4 separate regions of the Homo sapiens genome follow, and all the other regions are linked to region 1. A link is a loop called in an ENCODE intact Hi-C map of the cell type or tissue named here. Cell type or tissue: B cell. All regions are shown on one strand. Each heading gives the region's core, and the rest is flanking DNA. Links, peaks and the distances in the headings are about the cores only.

Region 1 (5,410 bases), core at 181-5,180:
CATGGAAACTCGACAAGGAATGAACTAGACTCACTCTCAGTAACGGGGTCAGGAGCAAAGGGTAAATGAAGGTAAAGTTTGAGGTGAGCGAGCTCCCCGGGGTGTGAGGGAGGTTCTAAAATATCAAGTTCAAAGGATCAGGCAGAGCAAGAATTAGACTCAAAGAAAAATGCTGGCTAGACAGATTAAAGAGGTTGAGGAGGCAGAACCTAGAAAGGCTACCCTGAAGAAACAATATTTCTTTGTATGGGATGATAGAGGTAAAGCCCAAGAACCATTAGAGTGAAAAACCGAAAGAAGAAAATCATTTTAAAAAAGATAGCTTTCCCTGCCTTAATCCCATCAGTGGTTAAACAATGAAAATAAAGAGAAAATGCAGCCCTACTCTAAAACTTCACCTCCTCCGCTTTCCCAACCAACAGCCCACTCTTTGAGAAAACAGAGTGTTCATCAAATAGAAAAACATCTTGATGATTGCCAGATAGAAAAACAAATATTTAGGGATTGAATTTGAGATTTTTCTTTATATTTCACTCAACATCTTGAGACCTTCTTTGTCCATATCAAAAGTAAGTTTCTAAGTCCAATTATTAAGTAGATCTAAAAATCTCTCTTCTGTTGAGATGTATACAGTTAGTAAAGATTCCCAGGAAGTTTGTACTGAGACTTTGGCGCGCACGCCAGCATGCGCGCGCGCGCACACACACACACACACACACACACACACACACACGAGGGTATAAGGGTGCAGGAGTAAATGGTGAGCCCTTCTAGGAGATTAGTGTGTGGCTGGGACCCTTTTTAACATCTTTTACTTTGGGCCCATTCTTTCAACTCATTTTTACCACCATGTATCAAGTTTGTGCCTGAGTCACTCCAAGCTTGCCCATCTGTGGGGGCAGCAGATTGTTCCAGGTGAGTTGAAGATACAAGGAATAAGTGTATGCATAAATAATGTGCAAAGGAAGCTGCTAAAACCCTGTTTCTAGAATTTTCTACTTCTATTTTTGTGTCTTTTTTGCCCCTACACACAATTAGTAGTGGTGTTTCGAACTCATCCAAAATTTGATTTTGCATGTTTTCTTGTTTACTTTTTAGTCCTTTACTGAAAGGTTTCTAAGTAGCTAGGTGTTTTTTCTAGTCTGCCATATTCCAGAGTTTTCACACCAGTAAGTCTGCTTACAGACCTTTTTGCTGTGCTGTTGTTGTTGTTTTCTTTTCCCCAACAAATTTATGACATTAGGTCACACTTTATTCGAGAAGCTTTATTTTCCATCTGCTCTCCGTTTTTGCTCTATTATTAGGCTATGCTTCTGGTATTCTGATCCCCCTTCATTTTCAGAACTCTTGTTGACGTCAGTGGGGAACCTAGGCAGAGGAGAGTGTAATGCTGAGCTTGGCTTCACAGTCCATTTTGGGAAAAGCGTCTGACCTCCTTGAGATGGAACTTCCGTTGGGTGGACCCCTGCTCATTTTCTACAGACAGTGGAGCCTATGCATAGTATTTAATGCAACCACCAGTACAGGATGATATACTTGCTCTACCACCCAAATATATTGACTTTCTGTTAAAAGGCTTTTAACATAAATTTTAAGAGATTAACAAAATACATCATAGGCTATTGCTGAGAATGCAGGGTTTTTAACTACGTTTCTCCTACATTGATTTTAGTTCATATATTTTAACCACCGCCTTATTTTACTGTACCTTTTAATTTGTTATTCATTTGTTTGAAACCAGAACTCTGCCAAGGCACTCTGGACCCACAGGAACTGAAATAGTTTGCCTTCATTATCTGGTAGACCTGCTCGAGTCTGTAGCCCCTGACAGAAACCACAAGACTGTACAAACTGGCAACTGTGGGTTTGTCTGTTCTCTATTGATTCTATTTCTGGAAAAAAACATGAACCAATGGGTGAGCCATGTGACTGTACAACTGACCCAAAGCTACCATCAGAAGTGGGATGGAGACCTTTATAGACAGGTCATGATGGGATCTCAACACTTTCCTGTCTGCTTCTTAAGAATGGCTTTCAGTAGCTTTGACTTGAAACTTAACTCCTTGTGTTCTGAAGTATGAAACTGGAGGAGAATCTTCATATTCTATAGCTTGTTATTTAATTTGGGAGACCATAAGTCAAAATGTTCCAAACATCTAATAAAATGTATAATAAAGACCAGATATAAGTTAACTTACAAAATAGCTTACTTCTTTCCTCCATGTGAATTGCAAAGCAACTCCATCAGAAGACTTGAACACACACACACACACACACACACACACACACACACACGTACTTTTCAGACTATGAAACTGCAACTGCTGTAGTGTTTCCTTTTCTTGAGCTTTGGTATTTGCGCTCAGTACTGATCCTTAAGTAAATAGAATGTAGGACTTCTATGTAATCAGGCCAAATGTAAGAGTTCTGGTCTTGGCTCCAATATGCTATGTGTCTTTGGTCTTCTCTCTTCTTCTCCATTAAATGTCAAATGACTAAACGATCCCCAATGTCTGTTCTAATTCTAAGAATCAAAGTGATTAAGAGTCTTTGATAGCACCAGAGAGATCTAGGTAGTAGAGAACACAGGTATGAGAGAACACATCCTATTAAACACACACGTGCATGGGTGCATGCACACACACACACACACACACACACACACACACACTCAACAGAAAAACCAAAATAGCTCCCCTCTCTTCCTCCCCCAATAATGACAATGCAGCCATCTGTTGGACGTTCCATTTTACTTAGCAGCTGTTCTCAGATACAGAAATCTGCATTCCTCCGGCTTGTGCTGGTATGCAGGCAGCATGTGTGGGTACTAGCATTTGACTCTCCCACCCAAAGGAATGGCTTTCATTGAATAAAAGTGATTGCAGAGGTTTCTTATTTCCCCATCACACAAATGCCTTTTTTTTTTCTGATAATAGGCATTTGAAGCCATCTCTGCTACTCTGTGTATTAAAATATACCCTGTTAGAGATATTCATATCAAGCAATCATCTAAAATTGAAGAGGACAACCAGGAAAGGCTTCAGTGAAACTCTTGCCTTGCCAGAAACTTCTACTTTGAAGGAAAGTGGGAGAGGTTGGAATATAAAGTTCCATTCTACTTTTATTTTGTCCACACCCCCAGCATTGCACTTAAGCACTGAGGAATAAGTATTGTTCAAAAAGAAACTAGGAGGCTTTCAAATGTAGCATTAATCTTAACACCAAACTAAATGAAAATATATAAGAGAAATATCCAAAGGGGATATGGAAGTAAAATCTTTTAAATATTCCATGTTCCTGCTGCTCCCAGACCGAACCTCTTCTACAGGCTGAAATTTTGTCTTCTGTGTGGTATATTATATAAAGTGGTATATCATTTAAAAAAAGAAGCAATTGAGTTGGGGGTTGGGAGGAGCTGCAGTTATAAACAACAACAAGAAAGTGTCCTACAGGCTCTGTAGACGAGAACCTTGGGTATAAAATTGGATCTGCTTTTGAGTACATAATTTAGGACATTTGTTACAAGATTACTGTGGTTTTCTATAAATGTTAGTTTGCTGTATTATTTTCCATGAACTAGTTTTCCAAAATGCAGAATATTTTGCCCCCAAAACATGGAAGCACTAAAGCTCGATGAGGCACTGATTCATGGGGTGTCACCCAGAAACAGCTGGTCAGCCATCTGCAGCCCCAGAGTCCTCTTATTTTTACTTTATTCAGCTAATTCTTTATGTAGAGGGGGAAGAAGATGCATAAATCCTGGGAGAAGAGCATGGCTCGTTTAAGAAAATGATGACTAACGCCTGCCCGAGACTGATATCTGGTGGCCTGATGCGCTGATTTGGAGGGGTCCGTTTCCTATGTGCATTAGGCTTTCAACTCTCTACTACGTGTGCATTATTTTCTGTGTATCCTGTTCTTTTGGAAAAGGAAAGAAATGATGATATGCCATTGATTGTTGCATGGGAATGGTTCCAGATTAGAGCACCCTTGAGAACCATAACCGGTCTTTTCAAAGCAAGCAGAAGAGCCTGTAGTATCAAGGACGAGCCTGGAAGTTAGACCTGTATGTTTGTCCATGGGTCCCTCATGTGCTTCTAAATTAGACCTTGTAACTGCCATGGATTCTGCGGTCAGAAAATGTTGGAGGTAAAGGCAGTATTTGACACAAACTAAAAGATATAGCATGATTCATAGCCAAAATCATGTTAAATAAAAAATACTCAGTAAATTTTTAGGCAATGCTGTTTTATTTTGAATTTGACATTAACTGTAGTAAAGTTGTGGATAATTCTATTAGAGTAGTCTTTTGTTTCCCTGAATGAGAAGGGGCCTTGTTGACAGGAGATAGATTGTTATGTTATCCCTTCCTTGTGCTACCTAAGGCGGTTCATTCAAATGACAGAGCCAGATGACTACGTAGGAAGGAAAACCTTCTTCCAATCATAGGAAGGAGGCTTTTAGGTGCACAGGTGTATGCCGCTTACAGGTAGGCATAATTATAGTTTAATCAAATCCTTGTGTGTCTCCGGAGACCACTTTTGGCATACCTTTTAATATTTTTCTTGAATCATCAAAATCTTTTACCCATTCCCCCCATATGTATTGGTATGTGCACACACACACACACACAATTCTTTCTTATTTTATTTCTTTGTCTTGGCTTGTGATCACTAAGGTTTTCAGTTTCTTTCATGACTTACATAGCCACACTAGAAGGTGAATCATTTTATTTTTACAGTTAAAAGGTAGCAAGATAAACTTTCATTGCTACATTTAACCTGTGTGGCATTATTAAACTTGGGACATAATTACTGATCTACTATAATTTTTCTGGTTGTATAATCCTGAAAAGCACCCATGACAATTGACTAGAACAAAAGGTAAATGCACCTTTAATTGATAAGACAGACAATTTTTGTAAAAGAATTGGAAAACCATCTGTACTGTAAACTTTTGTGTCTCTTTTTCATTCCTGTTTACTCTGCTATTCAATCCAAATAAAGATTGTTTTCACCTCAGCAACACAAAAATCACATAGACGATCCTTCAGGCTGTCAGTCAGAGGAAAGATATACATATGCCCAAAGTATACACTTGTGCTTGTTCACAGTGTTATTTGGGGAAAATATGTTGCATGTTCTCCTGGCTCTCCTAGTTTTACATTTTGAATTAATGCAATTTATTCTAATTTATGACAACTGTTTGAAAGGCTTGCTCTCCATTTTTCCGTTTATAAAGAGGTTGTTTACTTAGAGGGGAAAAAGCAGTAGGAAAAGTGGATTGCCTTGCACATTCAGGTGGAAAAAGCGAGTGGGCTTCCTGTCTTGGAGTCAGTGATGTGCACGAGAGTTGGGATTGTAAGGACATCTCTTGTAACAACTTTTTCTGTCTCTTTGGAAATAGGAAT
Region 2 (5,410 bases), core at 302-5,301, 71 kb after region 1:
GCTGTCACCATGGAACAAAAAGACCCTTTAAGTAACATTTTTTCAAGAAGTCAGTGCCTAAGTTTGATGTTCACTTTCTTGCAAAGATAATAACTTTTGCTAATTTACAAACCATTTTCAGTAGACTATCTCCTGTCTAAAAAACTTCAATGTATTAAATATTTTCATTCAATTTCTGTGTCAAATTATTGCATGGAAATAAAAATATTTTAAAAACCAAAATTATCATGATCTGCTTATTTTCTCCATATATCTAATTTATAAATTATATGTTTATAAATTTGCATTTTGTAGTTCTCATGATAAACCTATAAGATAAATATTATTATTTCTATTTTAATGTTGGAAAACTGATACTTAGATATTTAAGTGACTTGAACATCTTACAGGTTGTAAATAACAAAATTGAGATTGATTTTATTATTTTATTTTTTTCAAAAGTGAATGACCTCAACCCCTCTTGCTTAACAATTTGTGGTATAGTGTAAAACATATGGACTATGGACAGAAAAGTTTGAAGTTGGATCAGTAAGAATTGAACATTGAGTAAAAGTTTTAAAATACCTTTAATTGTTCAAAGACCAAAGATGGATTTTTGAAAAACAACATCAACTTAATACAATGTACATTTACTGTTACATGTAGAAGGACATGTGGATTATCACTGATAAACTAATATTCTGCTAATTTCTTTTTTGTTCAATTTTTTTTACAACTGTCTGTCCCTGATAGCTTTTGTTAAAACTATGTGGCAATCCTAGTTGATCTGAACTGAAATAGAAAAGGTTCATGAGAAAATAAAAAGCTAGACCAACTAAAACACAGACTGAAATGAAAACAAGATCTTTTAGGAGAACGGTCAAAAAACAATGAATTGGTCCAAAATGTAGATAAAGGAAAGTTCATTTAAAAAAACTGATCAATAATGCAAAAGTTAGATGAAAACAATTAAAATGTATTACTCTCATGGTAGTAAATATGAATTAAATATAAAAATTTGGGGACCATTATAGTGAAAGTTTGTTTCTTATTTAAACACTTTAAATTAATCCAGTATTATTATTAATTTTAGCAATATAGGATTTGTTTTCTGCTCCAACCCAATCTGGAAGTATCTTTTTCTGCAAAAATAGAGGTGTTACAAACACTCCTTATCAATACAATTTAGACAGAACCCAGAGATGGTTTAGCAAGTTTCAGGGAGTCCATCTACAGCTACAGAGGGAAAACATAATTTCCCACCATAAAAAGTAGCAGCGAGCATAGTGCAGGGTGTTTTAGATAGAAGGAAAAAACCTCCTGGCAATATAATTGATAAAAATTATGCACTTAAAGTAACTTTTGAACAGTTGCAAAAGCAAATACTGAATATCTTTTGTAAAGAGCATATGTGATCTGAAACCAAGAAGACAAATCCCAGCTACTGCTGCCCTGGGAGAAGAGCTGTATGAGGCACACAGAAGAGAATGAACATCACCCACATGCCTTTCATATATTTATAACTTCCCATTTCATGGTCAAAACCAAAAACATCTTGACAGTAGCTACTGGAGTGGGTAACTTGACTTGGTGGGTTTCCCCGAGTCTGAAACTTTATGTCAATAGTTTGATGGCAGAGATACATGGTAGTGTCTCCTTTATAACCAAAGGGACTTGTTAAATAGATGCAATAAAAGCTTACAGAAATACATAAGGCATTATTAAGTCATGCATTTCTTATACGTAAAAACTTCTGATCTTATTGTTTATTTTAGAAACTTCATGCAAATGGGAAGAAATTGGGCTGAATGCATTCACATAGTATAAGATACTATTTAAAGAGAGAGGATAGGCAAACATGAAACTGAAATTTTCATAACAAAGAAAAAGATAAAAGAAAATAGTTACCCTTTGTTTAGTCTCTGTTAGAGAACAAATACTCATAATTAAACTGTAACTGGAATCAAAATGTAGTTTGGGATAAACAACCTAACTGGCCTCCAAGATAAATTACAGTACTCATTTCTCTATTGTTGGTTTGTTTTCTCCAGTTTCACCAGGAAGCAGGACTGTGGGGATTCTGTACTTGTATGTCACCACTAAGCAGCTTCTTTCATGCCAACAAGCTTAGTAACTTGTTTGAGTCTGGCCACTTGCACACCATCTGGAACTACTTCACATTCTTATTACAAAAAAGAGAAAGAGAAAAAAAGAATGCATGATGCTGCTGTGTTGCCTTTCATTTGTAGAGTTTGCTGGGCATCTTCCTGACTCAGGTGTTCATTCCTCCTGGAGTCACCCAACCAACCATAATATAGCTGACATTAGGTTCAACCACAGAATTAGTCCCTAGAAATATGTGAGTTCTGAATCTTGTGACATTCCTCTAGATTTCCAAGAAAAAAAATGTAGTTTTATTTTTAAACATTTAATTTTCAGTCTTTTGTGGGTTTCAATTTGTATTCCTCAATTTGCTGTAATTCTTCTGAAGATATAACCAATTTGTGAGGAAATCTGACCAAGGAAGTTTGTTCTAAAGGAGAAACAGCTTACATGGTATGTGTTTTGGCTTATAGTTTGCCATGGGTTGGGATGGAGTGTAGGTAGGGTGGGGGTGAGATAGGGAGAGGGTGAACAATGTGTCCATAGAGAGCTGAAGCTCTATTTTAATCAGGGATACCCCTTTCACCAAAATGTTTGTCGGTGCTCTACTAGTTATTCGTTTCTTAGGATAAACTAAAATGAAGAAACTAATAAAAAAGGTTCTTAGGTTAAAGCTTCATCTGTTTAAAATTTGTGGAAAACATATCTATTCATGACTTTATAAAATGCAAAAGTTTTAATACACACTTAATATTTTGATCTATAACTAACATTGAATAGTTTAATACAGAAAAAGAAAACTTTTGATTATATAGTGCTTATAGTGTAAAGAAACCTCCAAGTACTCTCTTTGAAAATTATTAACCTTAACTCTCCTGCCAGATTTTATGATTGTTTCATTTTCATACCGTTGCAAAGAAAAGAAGAGACCTTCTTTCTTGTTGACCTCCCTAGAGTAGGGGGTCAGTAATTAAGGCACACGTGCCAAACAGGACCCAAGGACTTATTTTCATTGGCATTCATGCTAGTAGACTCCTCTTGAGAGAATAATCACCAGCTGCATTTTGCAACATGTGAGAATGTGTGGGTGGAATAACCACTTCCCCACTTATCTTTTGCTAGTCTCAATATCACTATGCCCCACCTGGCTCACGAGAAGAACAGGTGCTACAAGCTAGGCTCACCACTTGTTTAAAGGATGTTAACCCCCAGCTGGGCCCACAGCCCGGTACTTGGTCCATTATCAGAATATGGGAGGTGTTGTAAAGTGAGAAAAATAAAACCAGTATTTATTGAGCAGTTTATACCTGTGAGACAGTCTTTATAATCTTCAGAGAAGTTAAAGAACTTTTCCAGGATGACAGAGTCACAACAAGTTTGGGTGATTTGAACCTATAGCTTCTAATTCCAAAGTCTATTATAATTTCACTATATATATTTCCATGTCTTCCTAGAAGAAAACAGCTATTATTTTTCAGAAGAAATATCTTAAACTGTTATCCTCAGAAAGCAGTGTTCCAAAGGCTGATAATTTGTCATAAAAGAAGTGTGTTGTGATAAACTGTTTGGAGATCTGTGAGTTAAAATTCAATCTCTCCCCACATAGACTTCTTGGAGCCTTTAGTATGTAAAAATGCATTGAGAATCTTTGAGAGAGATCAGGATGGCTAACTTATTTTCATGTGATGCATCTGTTAATACCTCCTTGAATCTGTATGCTACTGAATGGCATGGGAACTGCTTTGAAATGTCTAGGAAGTCCATTCCACTTATCATGGGTGAAAAATGACTTTGTGCATTTGGATAATAATTATAAATGATATTAAAATAATCATTTGTGATATGAAAAAATAGAATAGAGAAAGATTATTTATCTATGCACTACAAAACTTATTAGTTGAGTTTGAGGTGACCTATTTATTTGATATTTGAATGTGACATCTTTATTTTCTCAACAAAATTTTAATTGGCAATGTGTTCTCATGGCAACAAAACTTATCACAATTCCAAACAAAGAATGAATGTGTAAGGACTAAAGAAAGCTTTTTGTGAATACTGTTCTACTTGCAGGAAACTGTTAATTTATTATTAAAAGACAATTTTTAGTGCCTACAATAAGCCATCCATGGTAGTAGATGTAGAGAAGAACTTAACATGGCCTTTGAGGGCCTCATTGCCTAAATGGAGAAACAAGTTTACTACAACAAATAAAACAAGCTCCTTTTGAGAGAAAGTATCAGCCTATGTTCCCAAACTAGCCCATATCAGCTGCCTATATTACATAGCCAATTCAATGGTAACATTATTCTTGTGGCCTGCTGAGGATTCAGTAGAAGTCAAAATTTGTCATGAGTTTTCTGTGTTTGAGGCAAAAAATATTCCTCGCTCCCAGTGTTCTTGGTCATTAATGATCTTTGTAAAAATTTTGATCAGCCAGCTATTGGTTTGTAGGCTTTTTGTACCCCACCCTGAAAGGTATAGGTGCTCCTTCATCTATCCCTGGGACCTGGGTGTGGATGAGGAGCCCAGCCTGTTGTACCTGATAGCTGGCTGCAGACTGTCCTCAGAGATCTTTGCTTAGGAACACTGGATCCCACTTCTGTTTTCTTATATTCTACTCTTCCCTCTGCTCCCTCATGAATTTGATTTTGTGGATACCCAGTGCCTTATTTGGTAATAATACCAAATACCCCTAATTTTTCTACTGTATTCTTTCTTACATGTCATTGCATGCTTTGTTTATGGCAGGGTAACCTGTACCAACACCCAGCTTATAGACACAAACCTATACACAGAGAACTAGGGAGGACTGAAAAAACCCTTAAGAAGAAAACCTTAACTCTGTCTGGAAGGTCAAGAAAATATCAATGAGACCGTTTAAGCAGTCTTGGGAAATGAATGAGAATTGTGATAGGTAACACTGAGGGTGGTAGTTGGAAAGAAGACATTCTAGACTGAATGAACACCTTATGTAAAAACACACAGTGAGAGTGGTGAACAGCAAAACTGTTATATGACTAGAACATAGAATGTTAAGGTAGGATGTGGTTGAACATGCCAAAAAGTGTGCATAAACACATGGACATTAAATATCAAAAAGATTTTATATAGAAGTAACAAATCATATATAAATCTTAGTAATTTTACTCTGGCATTGACTTAGAGGGTACAAATTGAAGGTAGGTATGCCCTTATTTGAGAAATTATGTGAGTCTGAACTTAACAGTTGAACCAAGATTGTACTACAAACATTATGATGTAAACATTAGAAAACAGGATTTTTTTTTGCTTTGATCAAAATTGTATATTCAGCACCCAGAAGAGTACT
Region 3 (5,410 bases), core at 259-5,258, 440 kb before region 1:
GAGTGTGGTGATAAGGCAGAAGAGACAAGAACATCTACAGATCCTGATTTCAAAATACAAATAACCAAACAAGCAGCAAAACATCCTTGGAGAAAAGTCTCAGAAAGACAGAGAGAGTTCCTGATGAACCAAACTTAGGAGAGTTCCTCCATATCATCACCCCATATTTCACAACTTTGAATGAGACCATTTTTAAAAAGAGCAGAGCAAGGACTTAAAAAAAAATTTCTTAAAACATGCTGGAAAAAAATTTTGCCAAAGAGAATGTGTGTATGTATCTATGTATATATAAGTGGTTGATAAAAATGCCATTGAATATATTTTCTTTTTTGAAATATGCAAAGCAATGTAGAGAGAAGCAAGTTTAAATTTCAATAGAACTAAACTTTTGTTTTCTGTATAAATATTTCTTGAGGTATTGCCTTCAGAACATTTCTAAAATCCAAAATTTAGTATGAAGTACACGTGCAGAGTAATATGTGGTGATGATGACACTAAGTAACTGGTCATGAAGTAAAGTCTATCATGAAACGTGGTTTAGAACATTTGATTATGGGTCACCACATTTCAAGGCTGTCACTAAAAATTTAAAGAATTAGGAAGGTCAACAATAGCTCACGCATTGTTTTCTTAGCACAACATTTTCTCTAACCTAATTTTTATGCAAAAACTATATTAAAAGGTCAGTTTCAAGTATCAATTTGTAGGAGGCCTAGAGAGGCGAAGAAAGAGATTATTTAACTTTAGTAATCTGTAAAACTGTTTTGTGTGTATATGAAAAAGGAATATAACAGCTAGCCTACATGTAGTAAAATTTCAAGTTATGCTGAGAACTTTCATTACGTACAATCAACCATAAGCTTAAAATAATTCCAACAGCCTTGCCACTACTTTTTTTCCACAGGAAAGAAGCATTCTTAGAAAATGACAGAGCTACATATAAATAATCACTAATTTAAAAAAAAAAAGATGAAGAACTGCTCTACTATAGTTACACTCTATAGAATTACAGTCTTCTGCATTTTTTTTTTCTAAAGAAAAAATGCCAACCCAGATAAAAGAAAACTAAAATGAGGCTGCTTACTAAAAAGGGGAACTTCATTATGGCAGGCTTCTGCTCATTTTGAGTTTGGCATAAGCAGGCAGATGAAGGCAAAGTGGTTTGAGACCCAAGTCGAGAAGAATTTCTTCTGGACAGATGCTAAAGATCATTCTCCCACTGGGCTATCTCATTTACAAACAAGTTCCCTTGAGTGACACATACCTCCCCCCTCCATTTCCCTCCTCCCTCCCTCACTCTTTCTTGCCCTCTTCCTCCCTCCTTCCCTCCTACAAATCTCTCCCAGTAGCACAGAAGAATTTTGACAGAATGGCAGGAAACACGCACACAGACTGGTCAGGGAAGGATATGATGTCAGCAACCACGAACAATAAAAGGTGTAAAGGTGCTTCCTTCCCTAAACTGTTCCAGAAGTGTAAAATGGGAACCAAAACTCTCCACTTCCTTCTCTGAGCAGAACCGTCTGAGTGTGCTGTGCTGCACACCCCACACACAGAGGCCTTGGAGAGGTTCAGATAAGGGACAATGAGGACAATTCAGACCGGGAGCGTGATTTTTAATTTCCATCTTTAAAACACCTGAGAAAAATTCATGTCAGCTCTAGGTTAGTGTTTTATTATGATTGCTTTAAGAAATGAAAATAAGAAAACAAACACATTGACTTCATTGAAATAGCAGATATATCTCAGTTATTGTTTACCAGGCCTTACAAAAGTCATCGTACACAGTTAATGCAGTCATATAATTGGAATTTACCCTTTGAGGCAAATGAAAAATATGCAAGCAAAGAACCAAAATAGATACATTAAAACTTTTGGTTAAAAAAAAGAATTATGAAAACCGGCAAAAAAAAAATCAATGCATGCTGGTAAAATATGCTAATCATTTGTTTGCTCCCACATTAAAAAAAAAAAAAAGATATACTGAGGGGGAAAAGATTCTTATGGTTATTGAGTTTCTCGAGGTTCTTTAAAAAAATTCAAACTAGGAACCAAAGTGAATAACACAAACTCTGCATCTATAGTGAAACTATTTAATCTCCTCACTATTAGGTTCTTTCTAACATGGAAATGGCATTCTACATAAGGTTTCTGTAGGAAGAAAACCACATATCAAGCGTATCTGAGTCATCATCAGATTTCAATCATCTTCCCACAACACTTTGATTTAGAAGTTAAACATAACCTTCAGTTATGTGTTTTGATCTTAGAGTGAAACTGCCATGCCACATTAAAAGATGTGGGAAGAAATTAATTCTCTTCTGCTAAACTTATCTTTGCAAAGCATGTATTTTTCTGCAATAAGTACAATGCAGTCACTTAAATAAAAACAGCCTATGAATAATGGTAAAACATTGAAATATGTGATGTCAATTTTCAAAAAAAAATTCCGGTTTTCTTTGATTCATATTAGCAGATCTTTTTGATTGACTTACATTTTCACTAACACTAGTATCCTCAAATAATGTTTTGTAAAAACTCAAAGCTGAAAACTGAGCACACTCTATCACACAACACTAAATAATACTGTTAAATAAATACAAGCTGGATACATCGTAAGGGGCAAAAATGATCATAAGCCCAGTTGCTGCAAACCTAGTATTGCTAAATCAAATAATTAAATGATTCATTATCTTTTTAAGTGGAAAACTTTGCTCAATATGTTACATCTAGTTACATTTAGGTTTCTATTTTGTGATTTGTTTGATAAAATGTATGAAGCATGCAATTATATTTTGGTTAAAAGGAACAGGCAGAACTTTTACTTTTTTTCCATTAGGAGCTATTCTGAACTTCAAAAGGTATAACCAAATTACTACTCCTATTGATGCTCGACTGCGTGATGTCTTGAGTTGAGGAGGATTTCTTTGGCCTTGAAAGTTGCTCCATTTCTCTCTAAGCTTACCATGTATTTTATAAATATACCATTACCTTAGCTATGAGTGCATTCTGAGTTTATTTCCAAATCACATACCCAAGACTCACTCTTCTAAGGGTAATAAAAGAACAGCTATTCTTTTCCACTAGATAAATACCATCATGCCATATGCCAATTTATTTTCCTAATTTATTCCAATTTAGTATCAATATGAATTTCAAACCATCTTCAAGTCTCAGTAACATAGTACCACATATACAAATAATGTTGACCATCTTTTCCATTTCCTCACATCTGCCATGCTCCTTCCTGCCACTAGGCCTTTGTGTACTAGGCAATTCTTTCTGCCTGGATGTTCCTCCTTTCCTTTTGTACCTCCTTGACTTCTCCTCCCTTCTGTCTCAGCTTCAGTTTCACCTCCTCAGGAAGTACTCCACGCCCTCCTGATGACATCGAATTTCCCTCTCATAAGATCTAAGCACTGAGTCCTTCTCCTTTGCAGCACTCGCAGCAATTGAAACTGTATGTTTGCTTGTCTTCCTCAACATCTGTTTTATTTGTTTGTTTCACCGTTTTATCCACAATATATACCCTAGTGTCAAACATATAGAAAGAGCTAATGACTATTCGTTGACTGACAATCAGTTAAGATGTGTATCTCTCAACTGACGTATTTTCTTTTCTTCAGCTTCTACTTTTACTGACTACTACTAAAAATATTTTACTATTTTTGCTTACACAGAAGCAGATTGATAACCTCACTTAATACTTCGCCATATTTACATAGCATCTCCTATGTGGAATTAGAATAATTGATACTGAGAATTGGAAGTTAAATGGATTTTGGGGTCAGAAAAAACAGGGTTAGAATTCTAGCTTGGTACTTGGACGCTGTGTGACTCCAGACTGATTATTTAATCCCTTGGAACTGTTGTTTCCTTGCCCTACCCATAACTGGGAAAAAAATCTTCATTTGTAGGATGGTTATGATCATAACATGTGGTACTATATGTGAATCCTGGGTACACAGTAGTACTGGGAACATGGCCTGCTGCTCGTATGATTGCTTCCGTTTGAAGGCATAAAGTGAAAGTCCTATCATATAGTAATGCTATCAAGTGAATAGTGTAGTCCTTACATTTACCATGAAGATCTCACTTTCCAAAGCTAATGATTAGCAATTCTGACAGATAATGCCTCATTTATCCTGTAACAATAATCACCAAATGAAGAATAAATTTACAGTGTTAAAAAAATTAAGAAGTTTCTCTTACATATCAGCTACGGAAGAGCTTCAGGCTGCAAAAGTGGAAATAACTAGGGAAATACATCAATTTTCCCCATGACCACGGCTGCTGAAAACTCTACATTAATGCTTCTAGTCCTACTTTAATATCTTTCCCCAAGGACAAAAAGAGATGAAATGTATGTCAGAAATATAATAAGGCTAAAAAGGAACTCGTTTTCTTAACCCCTGCAATTAATTTAATAAGTGGGCCTAACCTGCCATTATCCCTGACATACATCATTTTATTTACACAGTTCCAGAATTTAGGAGACACATACCTTTATACAATTGTATTGCATTATAAACAATTTAATAACTGTGAGGGAAGCACAGTCTCCCTGTCATAGTTATCCATGGTCTATTTTGTCTTGGACACTTTTTTCACACTGCAGCTAAAATAGCATTCTCTATTCCCATGCCAAAATAAACTCCAAATGGTCTAAATATGTGAAGAACCTTGTGCTATCCAACCCTACCACAGCTTTTAGTCTTTCCACATCATATTAGGTAATTAATTCAGGGTTCTATCATGTCTTTGTTTTTCTAATTTTTCACAACAGTGCAGCCACCATGTTTTCTTTCAAAGGCCTCTGAGTGATGTGGTAGGGCTCACCACAAAGGTAAAGCCTGCACTGTCTTATGACAAAGCAAGAGCTACAATTTAACATCAGATTGTGTTCTGTTCCCCAGCTCTAACCTCTCAGTAAGCACATGCAGCTGGATTTTTGTTGCTGTTATTGAACAAAGCAAGTTAAGCACTATACAACATCAACCTCAGTCAAACAAAATAGTCTGTAAAGCAAGCTAGGCTAGAAGTTGGAGATGTTGCTATTATAGATTTTCATGCTATTATGATAAAAACATCTAAATTCCCAGGCATCTCATGACCCTGTTAGAAAAAAATTATGTTCGTTATATTCTTCATCTTTAATATATCATATTTCACGATTAAAATGGAAATACTCTAAAAATATTTTTCTCATATGCCTATAAGTGTTGAACACATATTTCAGTCTTACTGATACATTTGTGCATGTGTGCACATGTGTGCACAGCACATGGAAAAACACATTTTAGTCTGTCGAAATGTGTAAATAAAACAATAAGAGTACATTTTAAGACACCTGAGTTGTCTTGAGTATTATCACCAGTAAATAATCACAATATTATTAAGATCGTGGTGT
Region 4 (5,410 bases), core at 148-5,147, 120 kb after region 1:
AAGTCAACTTTTTAAAGAACTATAAATAGTTTTTAGGCAACCTTAAGCATAAAATTCAATAAATGATCTGGGCTTAGGAAAAGGATGTAAAAATAACTATACTTATTTAGAAATTTAGTGTAAATATCATTAATATATAAGTACTACAGATACAAATATAGAGAACAGGAAATGTCAGTTTTTTCAATGTCCTTTTTAATGCTATTATCAAATTTTTCAAGAATGGATGCATTAAACATATCATGCATAATTAATCAAATTTTTGAAAACTCATTGCTGGAGAAACACACCAAATTTTAAGTTGTTTTACCATAATTCATTTTAGTTTTTGATTATTGTTGTTTAAGTGTTTCACTATAATCATTAAGCTCTTGTAAATTATTTTCATTCCACCAGCTAAAAAATTGTGTGTATATTTGTGTGTGCATGTAAAATGTGTGTGCATACACACATACACATGAAAGCACACATATAAATATGAATATGAACTATAATTTGCAATTAAATTATGTAAGGGTTATTTGCTGGTGAGATCTTTCTCTGGACAAGCATGCTCTCTAACCTCTATATTAGTTAAATAGGGATTCCTTGGGTGGCTTTTAAGTTTAACTTCACACTGACTGGAAGCAGAACTATAAGCAAAGTAATCATCCCCACTTAACAAACATTTCCTTCCTCATCCCCCCAAAACTACTGTTCCTCTTAGCCCTTAAGAACAAATTTTTAGTGTTTCCTTATATGCATTTATTCAAAAAAAATTTATCTATACAAATACCCATATGTATACAGTATGTTTTGTTGTTGCACTCTCTGGCTTGCATATGCACACACACATATACACCCAGGGTTATATTGCTCCTCTTTCTTTGGTAAGTGCATTTAAAAGCACAAACAACTATAAGGGATCTAATCCATTAAGTGCCAATCATTTTCATATAATGCTTTTTTTTGGCAAATAAGGTTTTATGTATAAAAGTAAAAAATAATCCTTAGTCTATGGCTCCTTGTTTAACTAAAGTTTTGAATTTCAAATAGGTTAAAATTAAAGTATGTTTTCTGGGTCTCTTCTCTATCTTTTCCCTGGGTGATCTACCACCTCACCAACTATGTACACACTGAGCTGTTACATATATGTATCTTCAAAACTATATATCTTTCTGCCTGCTGGAAATCTTCAACATGTCTAAAGTTGAATATCCAAAATCAACATTCCCCAAAGTGAATACCAGAGTTTTTCTGTCATACACACTCACTTTCTTATGTTCTCTATCTCAGAAAGGACACCTTCACCCAAACCAGAAATCTTGCTTTCATCCCAGTTACCTTCCTCTCTCTACTTAATTCCTTCTCCCATATCCTATTAGTCATCAAACTTTAATCCCCCTAAACATATTCTTTCTCCTTATAGACCATCAGTTCTCACTAGATTTTGACAGTGGTTTCCTGATTTATCTCATCTGCTCTTCCCACAGACCCTACCAATCCACCCTCCATATAGTGTGAAAATCATCTTTTAACAGGCAAATCTGATCATGTTAACTCTCAAAGGGCTATGGGGACCATCCCATTACTGATGTCACTGCAACATGTAGTGATTAGATAATTTAGTGACTTAGGGATGTGAAGCTTCTCCCCTTCCTATCTAGTACTGTAGATCATACCATATGTGAAGTTCTAACACAAAACAGGAGTGAAATTATCAGGATAGAAGGCATTCCTACAATGTGTGTTTTGGTTTAAGGATGAAAACTAGATGCTGCCTTTTCTATTTAGTGGAAGGAAACAGTTGAGGCTTTCTTGAGTCAGCAGTTGTGCAATATTATCCTGATAATTTTAGGCCCTGGTTTCTACAACTTTATATAAAGCTGTAGTTTGCAAATCATCACTTCACCAATAAACTGCCAATTTATGTAGCTTCACATTGCCTAGTAACTTCAACATAATTCCTGGAAGAAGGAGGACTGGGGCCTCTTTTACCTAACATGCTCTGTTTTCATTGAAGAGCTGAGCATGTAGAAGGTAAATGTGCTGAGGGACAGTCCTCCAAAACCCGGTTTTCTAACGTGAAGCTGTTATCAGCAACAGAACCAAGCAGAGGAAGCATGTTTACAAGATCACAGCAACATCCCAGTCCCCAGTCAGGCCTTTGTGGTTTCAAAAAGCTGCAAATTCTGTCAACAGCAAAGTCTGCATATCCTGTTCCTGTTTTACCATGGCCTTCTAGTTTATTTCCCAACTCCAGCATCCATCAATGTTTTATTCCAGTGACTATCAAAAGTGAAAGTCAAATGTTCTGTACTTTACTCTCTGACATGTGAATTTCAATCCAACTACTTCTAATTCCTTAGACACACTTCAGTCTTGACTGCTCCTTTGCTCTCACCCTTTCCCCTGATCTTGTGAATTCATTTTTCTATGCCATCAAACACTTTTCAATTAATATGCCTTTATAGGAACTTCGTTCTATGTCTTGATTTAATCATTTTCTTCACAACTCTTCACTAAACTTATAGGAAAAGAGGACTAGACAGTGCACCTTTTTTCTTCTTATTGACAATTCTATACTCTTCCCTCCATTTCTGAGTCTCTTATGTTCCTCATTTGCCTTATGGTTTCACTTGCCACCTATGCCCCAGAGACCCAATAGCCAGATATGTGTAATGTTATGAATCACCCTCTAGATTCCCATGAATGACATACTTCCTGATTTGGATCTGTAAATACATCTATGCCTATATATGCTCTATATTTCTAAAATAAATTAAGTTTATAATATAAACATGATTGTTTTTACAAAAATTGATGTGTGTAACCTTTATCTCCTTTGTTATTATTTTACCTCATCTCCAGGTATGAGCTTGTTGCTGACATTCACTTCCAACCTCTAATACCACAGTTTGCTCTGTACCTAACATTTACCTTCTCCTTGGAGTAAGAGTGAAATTTTAGCTAGTGGTCATTTGGGAGTGGGATAAGGCAAATGCGATGAATGGGACAGAGCCTAAGAATTAAATCTCAGAGATGGGGTGGAGATCAAAGACATAATGAGTGTCAGAATTAGTTCAAGCCTTAAGAAATTGTTGAAGGTTAATAATGGAGTTAACTTCAAGGAAGAACTGAAGCTCAGTGATGAGGTAAATATCTGAAATGTTGAACATATTACTCAATACAAGAACTATGAAAGTTTATTTATTTTTGCTTTTTATCTAACTATGAAATGCTTATACCCGAACATGGTTTCTTTAGTCCTTTCTACTTTAAGTACCTCACCATTACATTTCTGTAATGCCACTATTTCAATCTCCCTGGTCTTTTTTTTTTTTAAAAAAAGAAAAGTCTAATTTTTATACAAAGGAATTGCATATGCCTAATGCATGTTTGATGAGTTGGGACATATTTATGTACCTGTGATACTATCACTGCAATCAAGATAATAAACATATTCAACACTTCCAAGTTTCCTTATGCATCCCACTCCTTTTGTTGTAAGAACATTTAATATGAAATCCACCTTTGTAACAAATTTTTAAGTGTATCATATCCTGTTGTTAACTATAGGCACTACGTTGTACAGCAGACCTATAGAACATATTTGCCTTTCATAACTGAAATTTTATAACCATTGACCAACAATTCCCCATTTCTGTTCCTCCAAGTCCCTTAGAAACCACTATTCTGTTCTCCATGTGTTGGACTATTTTAGATATCTCATATAAGTAGAATAGTAGAGTATTTGTGTTTATGACACTGACTTATTTTAATTAGCTTAGTATCTTCCAGGTTTATCCATGTTGTTGCAAATGTTAAGATTTCCTTTTGTTTTTGTAAGGCCAAACAATATTCCATTGAATATATATTCCACATTTTACTTTATGCATTCATTTGTTTATAGACATGAGAGTTGTTTCCATATCTTGGTTTTATGAAAAATGCTGCACTAAACATGGAATTACAGTATCTCTTTGAGATCCTGATTTCATTTTTTTGGATATGTATGCAGAAGTGGGATTGTTGGATTATAAAGTCTCTCTATTTTTAGTTTTTTGAGGAATTTTCATGCTATTTTCCATAATGGTTTTACCACTTTACATTTTCACCAAGAATGCAACATTATATTGAGGTCATGAACATGTGTGTATATACAAATGCATGAATAAATGAATATCTTTTCTGCCCCCTGATTACCATTTCTTTGTGGACCAGAGATATTTTATAAATACCACAAAAAGTTGTCCTATTCCCAGTTAGTTGATGCCCTTGTATTGGAACTTCCAGTTCCAGTATTACAATTGTAGACTATGGGAGTCAGTCAGCACTATGGTGGAGGTTTTTTGGTTCTAGCCCCACCACTTACTTCTTGGTCATGTTTCTGAGCTAGACACTGGGGTCAAACTTCAACTGTAGACAGTGAGTGCTGACTTGGGAGTGATGTTGTCTCTACTTCAGAAGTTTGAGGGTTATGGATTTATCTGAAGCCTACACAGTGGCCAGGATAAGAAATGTGCAGTTTCTAGGCTGAAGTTTTATCACAAGCTTTTTTGTAATTTTCAAGGCTGTTGGGACTGGAATTGGTAAATTTCTTTTATTTTCCTTTTAATCAATCTATTATTTAAATACATGTGGCTATATTAACTATATTAATTGAAATTTTTCTCAAAAGTTTGGTGAAAAAAATTATAATTCTTAATATTTTTTGCTTCAGTAGGAATACATACATAGATTTTAAGAAAAAAGGATATAGAAAAATCAAGAAAACCAAAACTTGACGTATTTTATATGTATATAACATCTATTCTATACTTTAAATCTTTTCAAGAATAGGCATTGTGTTTTATATGTATTTAATTTAAACACTCATAAAATTCTGAAATTAGCTATGATACTGATTTATATTCTAACACTGGAAATAAAACAAGATTATTTTTCTTTCTTTCACAAAGAGCAAAGGGTTTCAGAATCAAGTTTGTCTTCAAGCAGCAGCAAACGCTTGCTGACAAGATATTTTGGAACAACTTGCTATTAGGAAGGAAGTATGAGTGGGAGGATGAGAAATAGCTCATGCCCATATGACACATACAAGTTGTGAATGTGTTAGAAGTCCATGATGTAAAACATAAAAGGGTATAACAATTTATCTCAGTGACAGAAAGGACCTTATTCTAATCTTTTGTTTTTACAGCTCTATCCTGAATTAGATTTTTTTATCTCTTTACTTTGCTCTCATTTATTTCAATCAGGTCATAAGATGATGCTTATAAACATTACAAATCATAACATCAGGAGATAACATAGAATCTGTCAAAATATCTTGAACAAACTGCATGGACTTTCATGTTGAAGCCATTTGCCCTTGTTACTCCAGGCAAACATGGCAAAATCATTGCTGCATGAGAAATATTAGTGAATATTA

The links. A loop is a pair of places that touch in the nucleus more often than their neighbours do. Peaks named below come from ENCODE experiments on the same cell type or tissue, not always from the same donor. Only the 100,000 strongest peaks of a DNase experiment are listed, where the experiment ranks them.
Region 2: it touches region 1 in a loop (2.4-fold over the local background); 2 of 110 quality-filtered maps call a loop at or near these places.
Region 3: it touches region 1 in a loop (2.8-fold over the local background); 2 of 110 quality-filtered maps call a loop at or near these places.
Region 4: a loop joins it to region 1, with 2.2 times the contacts of the local background. A loop is called at or near these places in 2 of 110 quality-filtered maps.

What each region holds. Positions count from the first base shown.
Region 1 is chr5:89,269,744-89,275,153 of GRCh38, forward strand. The region is part of intron 7 of MEF2C-AS1 (MEF2C antisense RNA 1); the gene reads left to right. Among named protein-coding and RNA genes, the nearest start is that of LINC02161, 310 kb to the right of the region's middle. RefSeq lists enhancers at 1,997-2,136, 2,167-2,216. In B cell, for the core only: no CTCF peak of the experiment used is centred there; DNase peaks (open chromatin) are centred at 1,948 and 2,288; H3K4me3 peaks cover 1,732 bases; H3K27ac peaks cover 4,914 bases.
Region 2 is chr5:89,340,693-89,346,102 of GRCh38, forward strand. The region is part of intron 7 of MEF2C-AS1 (MEF2C antisense RNA 1); the gene reads left to right. Among named protein-coding and RNA genes, the nearest start is that of LINC02161, 240 kb to the right of the region's middle. RefSeq lists an enhancer at 2,149-2,198. In B cell, for the core only: no CTCF peak of the experiment used is centred there; DNase peaks (open chromatin) are centred at 1,559 and 3,199; H3K4me3 peaks cover 1,414 bases; H3K27ac peaks cover 3,818 bases.
Region 3 is chr5:88,825,952-88,831,361 of GRCh38, forward strand. All of the region lies in intron 1 of MEF2C (myocyte enhancer factor 2C), which reads right to left. Among named protein-coding and RNA genes, the nearest start is that of MEF2C, 55 kb to the right of the region's middle. In B cell, for the core only: CTCF peaks have their summits at 3,253 and 3,457; DNase peaks (open chromatin) are centred at 1,320, 2,200, 3,340, 4,080 and 1 weaker place; H3K4me3 peaks cover 4,672 bases; H3K27ac peaks cover 5,000 bases.
Region 4 is chr5:89,394,649-89,400,058 of GRCh38, forward strand. All of the region lies in intron 8 of MEF2C-AS1 (MEF2C antisense RNA 1), which reads left to right. Among named protein-coding and RNA genes, the nearest start is that of LINC02161, 180 kb to the right of the region's middle. In B cell, for the core only: no CTCF peak of the experiment used is centred there; DNase peaks (open chromatin) are centred at 2,263, 2,383 and 2,623; H3K4me3 peaks cover 741 bases; H3K27ac peaks cover 4,501 bases.